Linked DNA regions of Homo sapiens: region 1 is linked to region 2. A link is a contact called in ENCODE Hi-C or POLR2A ChIA-PET data. All regions are on one chromosome and are shown on one strand. Each heading gives the region's core, a stretch centred on a gene start or an enhancer-like site at or near the end of the contact. The rest is flanking DNA. Distances are from core to core; before and after follow the strand shown. Region 1 holds the start of SRSF3 (serine and arginine rich splicing factor 3). Region 2 overlaps DEF6 (DEF6 guanine nucleotide exchange factor).

The links. A loop is a pair of places that touch in the nucleus more often than their neighbours do. ChIA-PET counts read pairs that join two places held with the same protein, here RNA polymerase II (POLR2A). Pooled maps may share reads with other maps.
Region 1: a pooled map shows a loop between it and region 2 (5-fold over the local background). The contact joins the promoter of SRSF3 here to the enhancer-like site in region 2. A Hi-C loop is called at or near these places in 4 of 50 pooled maps. POLR2A ChIA-PET finds 5 or more read pairs at or near these places in 2 of 52 experiments (AG04450 and activated T-cell).

The regions. Positions count from the first base shown.
Region 1 is chr6:36,591,764-36,596,360 of GRCh38, forward strand. It overlaps SRSF3 (serine and arginine rich splicing factor 3), which reads left to right and starts at 2,599. Exons shown (of 6, transcript NM_003017.5): 1 at 2,599-2,718. RefSeq lists enhancers at 2,107-2,266, 2,375-3,056, 2,657-2,886.
Region 2 is chr6:35,301,953-35,306,542 of GRCh38, forward strand. All of the region lies in intron 1 of DEF6 (DEF6 guanine nucleotide exchange factor), which reads left to right. Among named protein-coding and RNA genes, the nearest start is that of DEF6, 6.4 kb to the left of the region's middle. RefSeq lists enhancers at 903-1,032, 940-1,234, 1,233-1,432. Within about 2 kb of position 1,524, at least 23 of the 41 ENCODE cell types and tissues checked have a DNase peak (open chromatin) inside an H3K27ac peak, as active enhancers do.

The DNA of each region.
Region 1 (4,597 bases), core at 1,349-3,848, 1.3 Mb after region 2:
ATCCCAGCACTTTGAGAGACTTGTTTGAGGCCAGGAGTTTAAGACCAATCTCAGGAGTTGGATTGGTCTCGAACAACTCAAACAACTCTCCCAAGGTGGTAGAATCGTTTGAGGCCAGGAGTTCAAGACCAATCTGGGCAGCAAAGTGAGACTCCTCTACAAAAAAATCAAAAAATTAGCCAGGCATGGTGGCTAATTTTAACCCATGAGGTCCAGCCCACGAGGTCCAGGTTGTGGTGAGCGAAGTTTGCTCCACTGCCCTCCCGCCTGAGTAAGAGAGCAAGACCCTGTCTCAAAAAAAAAAAAAAAAAAAAAAGGCCAGGTGCCGTGACTCATGGCTGTAATCCCAGCACTTTGGGAGGCAGAGGAGGGTGGATGGCTTTGAGCTCAGGAGTTCTAGACCAGCCTGGGCAACATGGTGAAATCCTGTCTCTACAAAAAATACGAAAATTAGCTGGGCATCTGTGCTCGCGCCTGTGGTCCTAGTCGTTGGGGAGGCTGAGGTAGGAGAATTGCTCGAGCCCGGCAGGTGGACGTTGCCGTGAGGCGAGATCGAACCACTGTACTCCAGCCTGGGTGACAGAGCCAGACCCAGAGTCTCAAAAATAAATAACTAACTAAAAATAAACAAATATGTATTGCTTGACTGCTGTATCGTTTCCAAGCCCTGGGGATGCAGGTGTGACCACAATTGGCCAAAGTGACAAAACCTAACATCTGTAACGCTGCAAGCCTGGGGTTATTTTATACAGAGGAAATAGAGAGGTTAAACGTTCTTCTCAGGATGCTTCAGCCAGTAACTAGCAGTGGGGGCTGGGGCCAAATCCAGGACTGCCTGACTCCAGAGCCTTTGATTTGATAGAAGGAAAGAAAATGAAAAAGAGGAGAAAAGCTTACATAGAGGAGGGGAACAAATCAAGGCAAATATAAGTGAGCCAGAAAAAAAAATCTAGACGAGAGAGAAATAAGAAAAGGTTTGCTAGGATCCCCTTCTCCCCTTTTACAGGTGAGGAAACTAGGCTGAGATGTAATAAATCTGTATTTTTTTCCTCCACTACAGATAAACCTTTTAGAACCACAATAAGAGGTAAGGCTTCAAAAGAAAAATACCTGGGAAAGTTAAAACATATTAATTGGCTGGCCGGGTGCTGTGGCTCACGCCTGTAATACCAGCACTTTGGGAGGCCGAGGCGGGAGAATCGCCTGAGGTGGCGAGTTCGAGACCAGCCTGACCAGCATGGTGAAACCCCGTCTCTATTAAAAATACAAAAATTAGCCGGGTGTGGTGGCAGGTGCCTGTAATCCCAGCTACTCGGGAAGCTGAGGTAGGCGAATCGCTTGAACCCGGGAGGCGGAGTTTGCAGTGAGCCGAGGTCGCGCCATTGCACTCCAGCCTGGGCAACAGAACGAGACTCCATCTCAAGAAAAAAAAAAAAAGAAAAAAGAAAAAAAAAAACATAATAATTGGCATATCTTTCAGCTAAGAGGGAATAAATAAAAAGACAGGTTCTTTTTCTCTCTTTTTTTTTTTGTGCAGTGGTAGGATCTCAGCTCACGGCAACCTCCGCCTCCTGGGTTCAAGCGATTCTCCTGCTCTCAGCCTCCCAAGTAGCTGGGATTACAGGCGCCTGCCACCATGCCCGGCCATTTGTATTTTTAATAGAGACGGGATTTCACCATGTTGGCCAGGCTGGTCTTGAACTCCTGACCTCAAGTGATCCGCCTGCCTCGGCCTCCCAAAGTGCTGGGATTACAGGCATGAGCCACCGCGCCCGGCCCTTGGTGATTTTTCTAACCCAATCACAGTCTCTCTCCCCTTAATTACTCTTGCGGCTCTGTCTTCGTAAGGGAAGTGGCCCGGACAAAATACATGCCAGGCAGTGCAACGGCTGCTAGGAGAAAGGCTCGAGATACCCCTCCTGGCATTTGCTTGGGGGCCAGAATTTACATTCAATCTTCTTCAGAAACTTCCCTTTCCGGGTGTTTGCTAAAGGTGATAGTTTCCAGGTCACCTGACCGGTCTCCTTTGCTGTCGGCGCCAAGTCCTGCAAGTTTGCTTGAGAGACGAGAAACCAGCAAGAGTTGGGCAAACTTTCCAAACCAGGCTTTTCCTTCAGTGTGGAATCTAGGCGGCCACAGTCTGGTGCCAGCTGGGTCACAAACAGCTCCGTGACCTGTTTGTAAACGCGATGCTCTTAGTTCCAGACTAACCGCTCACAAGGGTGAAGCACTTAATTAATTCATCTCTTAATCTTGTTAGGGGCCAACGGCTCCTATTAGTGTTTGAGCGTGACGGCGACGGTGCTGTTTATGAAGCCCTAGCCTATTTGGAGGTGAGGAAGAGGAGTCTGTGGGTAACCTGGAGGTCGACAGACCGGGAGGAACGCTCGAGGGAGCACCAGGCCTGTTACAACGAGCGCGCGCCGACGCACGTCTCCACCCACCCGGCGCAACCGCCAGAGCGCGCTCCCAGCAACCGCGGCTCTCGCTGCGTTTGTAGCCATACGTCACGGCCTCTTCTGCTTCTCATTGGGGGAGCCCGTCCAATCATGTGATTCCAGTATGGCGTATAAATAAAGGCGAGGAGAAGGCGGTGGTCCGCCATTTCGTGGACGCCGGGTGAGTGAGAGAGTTGGTTGGTGTTGGGCCGGAGGAAAGCGGGAAGACTCATCGGAGCGTGTGGATTTGAGCCGCCGCATTTTTTAACCCTAGATCTCGGTAAGAGACCAGCGAAAGAGGGAATGAGGTGGAAATGGAATTTAACAGTACCAAGGAGCCAGGCCCAATGGCGGCGCCAGATTGAGACAAAGAGGCGCCGCCGCCATTTTGTGACGTTCAGCACGGGGCGGTGGCGGGGGCTCCCGGCCCATCGGAGGGTTTCCTAGTCTTGGAGTGGAAGTCTTTATATTCCTCATTGGGGCATGAGCCAGGATGGGGGTTACCTGGGAGTTGGGAACCACAAAGGGGAGCCGATAGCCGAGTTGTATTCCAGGTCACGGCCTTTTTATTTTTATGGCGCCTTTTTTTTTTTTGGCCCCTCATTTAATTGGGAAGCTTCTCAGAATGTTTTTGTAAAGTCACTAACCAAGACCGGACCTTTCAGTTCATATTAAATGGCCCCCGTAGTCACCTTACTTTCATGTAGTTTCAGATTTTGCAGCCTGAATCTAATCACCTTTTTCTAAGACCGAAAGATCTTCCTTGAACTTAAGATTCGTTCTTTCATCGCTTCCCATTAAAATGGAGGCTTAAGACAGGTGCCAGCAGTGTTTTTAAAAATTTTCACCAGTGGTTTGGTCTTAGAACTTACTCCTGGGCACAGGGTGTGGTCACGGCAAATAGGATGTGTCTGGACTGGATATTTTAATTAGACAAGCCCAGAGTAAGAAGAACGTGGTGTTTATGGAAAGCACTTCAGCTGAATTATTGAGTAGATGGTTTTTATGTAATTGAAACTGGTCTACAAGTTTATCAGATTCATCGTCGAAGTGACTCAGTAATAAAGCTTTATCAAATACAAGTCCGCCAAGGAAGAACAAAAAAATAAGTCCCCAAAGTGCAGTAAATTTTTTAGTAGCAAATATCTCTTTGTAATTTTTTATTAAAGTGAAATTATCTTTAAGTGGTATTTAGTATATTCAGTGTTGTGTAATCATCACTTACACGTAGTTCCAAAACATTTCCGTCACCTCCCCCCGCAGGAGACTACTACCCATTGAGCACTTACTCCCAGATTCCCTGTCCCCCTTCCTCTAGTCCCTAGCAACCACTAATCTTCCTGTCTCTCTGAACTTAGCTATTTTAGATATTTAGTATTTATGGAATCGTGTACTTTTATGTCTGGCTTCTTTAACTTAGCGTAATGTTTTCAAGATTTTCCAACGTTGGAGGATTTGTCAGTACATCATTCTGAATAATACTCATTTTATGTCTATACCACATTTTGCTTATCCGTTTCTGTTGATGGACATTTGGGTTAACATCTTTGGGCTACTGTGAATAAGTGCTACTATGAGTTTACATTTTTTAAAAAACTGTAAAGTTGGTCTCGTTGCTTGATAAATTTTTACCGCGTAAGACTCTGGTCTATCTAATGACATTTGATACTAGCCTTGTTCCTATAGTTCCAAATGACCAAAATAGGCATTTATTTATTTATTTATTTGTGGTTTTTTTTTGGCGATGGAATCTCGCTCTGTCGCCGAGGCTGGAGTGCAGTGGCGCGATCTCGGCTCACTGCCACCTCCGCCTCGCGGGTTCAAGCGATTGTTCTGCCTCAGCCTCCCGAGTAGCTGGGACTACAGGTGTGCGCCACCATGCCCGGCTAATTTTTGTATTTTTAGTTGTGACGGGGTTTCACCATATTGGCCAGGCTGGGTCGAACTCCTGACCTCGTGATTCGCCCGCCTCGGCTTCCCAAAAGTTCTGGGATTGCAGGTGTGAGCCGCCGCGCCCGGTCCATGGGCATTTTTTTAAAAGTGAAAATCGTTGGCCTTATTTTTATTAAAGCTGGTAAGTTTTGGCTTATGTAGGTACTTTGAATCGCTTGCCTGGTAGTATAACCTTAAGGACTAGCTTTCTTCATCATTGTTTTATT
Region 2 (4,590 bases), core at 274-2,773:
CTGACCTCAGGTGATCCACCTGCCTTGGCCTCCCAAAGTGCTGGGATTACAGGCGTGAGCTACTGCACCTGGCTGGATCTGTGTCTTTTAAAAGGATCACTTGGAACCTAGATTCATTTAAAGACCTTGCTGGGCAAGGTGGCTCACATCTGTAATCCCAGCACTTTGGGAGGCCATGGCAAGAGAATCACTTGAGTCCAGGAGTTTGAGACCAGCCCTGGCAGCATAGCAAGACCCCAACTCTACAAAAAATGAAAAAAATTAGGCATGATGGCTCCTGCCTATAGTTCCTGCTACTCTGGAGGCTGAGGTGGAAGGATCGCTTGAGCCCGAGAGGTCAAGGCTTCAGTGAGCCATGGTTATACCACTGCATTCCAGCCTGGGCAATAGAGTGAGATTCTTTCTTAAAAAAAAAAAGTCAATTTAGGAGAGAATTCTTTCTGAAATCATTGCTGGGTGCTTTTATGGATTCCCAAACCCTGGGGATCCTGAAGGCTGGAAACTACAGAATCAGTTCTTGCTGACTGTTGCCAACATGGACCTGACACCCACACTTGAGTTTTTAGGATCCCCAATCCCCACACTTGAGTTTTAGAGGATCCCCCAAGTCCTGAGAGGAGAACTACTCCCCTACATGCCTCCAGAGGAAAGAGTGAATAGATGAAGCATCTCAAAGGTCAGTGACTGCCAACTCAGAGGCCAGAGGCTCCCTGGGTTTGTGGAGACTGTGGGAGTCCTCTCTGAGGAAACCCAAATGGCAACTTGTGAAAAATACACCTGGACCCCACCCCTGGAAACTCTGAGTCAGTAGGTCTGGGCTGGGCGGGCATGTTTCAGTTTCACCAGTTCTCTGGGTGATTGTGGTGCTCAGCCAGGGCCAGTGCACTGTAGAGATCAAGAGCAGGGCTTTGGAGTCAGACCTTGGGCAAGACGCTTCCTCTCTCTGAGCCTTGATTTCCTCATCTCTAAAATGAGGATAATGAGAGTCCCCTGATCCAGGGCTGAGGACTGATGGAGATCTGCAAGTGAGCTCCTGCTCACAACTCCTCTGTCACTGCCATTTCCTTTGCAGCATGACCCCTCCCCTAGTCACACCCTCTCTCCACCCCCAACCCCTACCGCACCCAGGCACAGGAAGCTGACAGTCTGAGGTCGGCCCAGCTCTCTGGAGAGAGGCCCTGAGTGTCTGGGCATTTAATTCTTCCTTGTCCTACTATCTGACAGCACGCGGGGGTCAGAGTCTCTGCCCTGGGTTCTTCAGGATCCAATGGCAAAAGTGCAGGTGAGGTGCAGGTCTTAGGGACAGTACAGGGCGACAGAACTAAGCTCAAATAACTGTGCTGTTATGTGGCAGGTTCTGTCCTGGGTCGGGGAGGGCATTCATAGGTCCTCTCCTAAGACTCCCTTTTTAGAGAGATGAAAACTGAAGCCCAGTAAGGTTAATATGCTCACTGGGATTTAGTCAATCTCTGTCTGGCTTTTGTATTTTGTCTGCTTCTTCCCATGAAGTGTTTAAGTTCATTCAAGAGATACTTAATGAGCATCCATTAGGTGCCAGGCCCCGTGATACCACAGTGAAAAAAACGCAAATGTTTCTACCCTTGTGGTGCTGACATTCTAGTCAGAGGAGGCAGATAATAAACTAAATGAAATGTACAATATGATGAAAGATGATACATGACATGGAAGAAAATAAAGCAGAAATGGGTAGGGATCATGGAGGTCAGGCAGGATTGGGTTACAGGTTTAAATAAGGTGATCAGGCCGGGCAGGGTAGCTCACACCTGTAATCTCAGCACTTTGGGAGGCTGAGGCGGGTGGATCGCTTCAGCCCAGGAATTCAAGACCAACCTGGGCAACATAGTGAAAGCCCGTCCCTACAAAAGATAGAAAAATTAGGCCCAGCACGGTGGCTCTTGCCTGTAATCCCAGCACTTTGGGAGGCCGAGGCGGGTGGATCACCTAAGTCAGGGGTTCGAGACCAGCCTGGCCAACATGTTGAAACCCCATCTCTACTAAAAATACAAAAATTAGCTGGATGTTGGTGGCAGGCACCTGTAATCCCAGCTACTCAGGAGGCTGAGGCAGGAGAATTGCTTGAACCCGGGAGGCAGAGGTTACAGGGAACTGAGATCACACCATTGCACTCCAGCCTGGGCACAAGAGCAAAACTACATTGCAAAAAAAAGAAAACACACACACACATATACACACAAAAATTAGCCGGGTGTGATGGCGCACGCCTACAGTTCCAGCTACTCAGGAGGCTGATATGGGAAGATCACCTGAGCCAGGGCGGTCGAGGCTGCAGTGAGCTGTGATTGTGCCACTACACTTCAGCCTGGGCAACAGAGTGAGACCCAGTCTCAAAAGATAAGGTGATCAGAGGATATTCCACCTGGTCAGGGAATATATATTCCCTGAGAAGGTGTCATCTAAGTAAAAACAGGGAGGAGGAAAGGGTTTGAGCCATGCAGTGACCTGGAGAGAAATATTCCAGGCTGCAGGAACAGTAAGTGCAAAGGCCCTTGGGCAAGAATATGCCTGACCTGCTGGAGGAACATTAAGAAGGCAGAATGGCTGGAGGCAAGTAAACAAGAGGGATGAGGTCAGAGAAGGTGCAGCAGGCCAGGTCACATGGGGCCTGGAGGCCTGTGGAAGGACTCGAACTTTTACTCTGAAAATTATGGGAAACCATTGGAGCATTTGAGTTAGACTTTAGGAGTCAGTCAGAAACATTCAGTGAATGGGGGACATTATACTATCTTTGGAGTCAAGGTTGAGATTAGAGTCATTGCTGCCCTCAAGGAATGTAGAACACCCAGAAATGCTCACACAAACAGTGAACAGCAAAAGAATATTATTATAGAGCAACTTAATAGGGCAAATTAATAACTGGGTTAATGGCACCCTTTTTCATCCCTATTGTTTTAAATTTTATCCTAAAGACAATATATTCTCCTGGTTTAAAAAAAGAAAACACACAGAAGAATATAATGTTAATGAAGAAATTCGGGGCTGCGCTGTGGTAGCTCATACTTGTAATCCCAACACTTTAGGAGGCCGAGGCAGGAGGATCTCTTGAGCCCAGGAGGGCTCTTCCTGCCTCGGCCTCCTAAAGCATTGGGATTACAGGTATGAGCCACCATGGCCTGGGCAATATAATGGGAACTCATCTCTATGAAAAAAAAGAATTTTTTTTTTTTTTTTCCAGACAGGGTCTGGATCTGTCACTCAGGCTGGAGTTCAGTGGCACGATCTCAGCTCACTGCAGCCTTGACTTCCTGGGCTCAAGCAATTCTCCCACCTCAGCCTCCTGAGTAGCTGGGACTACAGGAGTGTGCCGCCACACCCGGCTAATTTTGGTATTACAAAAAAATTTTTTAACTTAGCTGAGCATGGTGACACATGCCTGTAGTCCCAATTACTCGGGAGGTTGAAGTGGGAGGATCGCTTGAGCCTGGGAGGCGGAAGCTGCAGTGAGCAGAAATCGTGACACTGCACCCCAGCTTAGGCAACAGAGTGAGACCCCGTCTCTAAATAAATAAACAAAAATAAAAATGAATTTATTATAAAATTAAAACATGTTAGTGGTAATTTTTTTTTTGTGGGGGTGTGTGTGTGTATGTGTGTGTGTGACAGAGTCTCACTCTGCCACCCAGGCTGGAGTGCAGTGGCACTATCCTTCCTGGCTCACCTCAACCGCCACCTCCCAGGTTCAAGCAATTCTCCTGCCTCAGCCTCCCTGTAACTGGGATTACAGCCGCCTGCCATCACACCCAGCTAATTTTTGTATTTTTAGTAGAGATGAGGTTTCGCCATGCTGGCCAGGCTGGTGTTGAACTCCTGACCTCAAGTGATCCGCCCACCTGGGCCTCCCAAAGTGCTGGGATTACAGGTGTGAACCACTGCGCCTGGCCAAATTTGTTTTTTTGTTTTTGTTTTTGTTTTAATTTTTAGATGGAGTTTCACTCTTGTTGCCCAGGCTGGGGTGCAATGGCACAATCTCGGCTCACTGCAACCTCTGCCTCCTGGGTTCAACTGATTCTCCTGCCTCAGCCTCCCAAGTAGCTGGGATTATAGGCGCCTGCCACAATGCCTGGCTAATTTTTAGTATTTTTAGTAGAGACAGGGTTTCAACATGTTGGTCAGGTGGGTCTCGAACTCCTGACCTCAGGTGATCCACCTGCCTCGGCCTCCCAAAGTGCTGGGATTACAGGCGTGAGCCCCTGCACCCGGCCCAAAAAAATTTTGAAGTAAAGAAGAATATAATGTTGGCCGGGCGCGGTGGCTCATGCCTGTAACCCCAGCACTTTGGGAGGCCGAGGCGGGCGGAACACCTGAGGTCAGGAGTTTGAGACCAGCCTGGTCAACATGGCAAAACCCCGTCTCTACTAAAAATACAAAAATTAGCCAGGCATGGTGGCGGGCGCCTGTAATCTCAGCTCTTCGGGAAGCCGAGGAAGGAGAAGCACCTGAACCCGAGAGGCAGAGGTTGCGGTGAGCCGAGATCACGCCATTGCACTCCAGCCTGGGCAACAAGAGTGAAATTCTGTCTTAAAAAAAAAAAAAAGATGAAAGTTTCTCCCC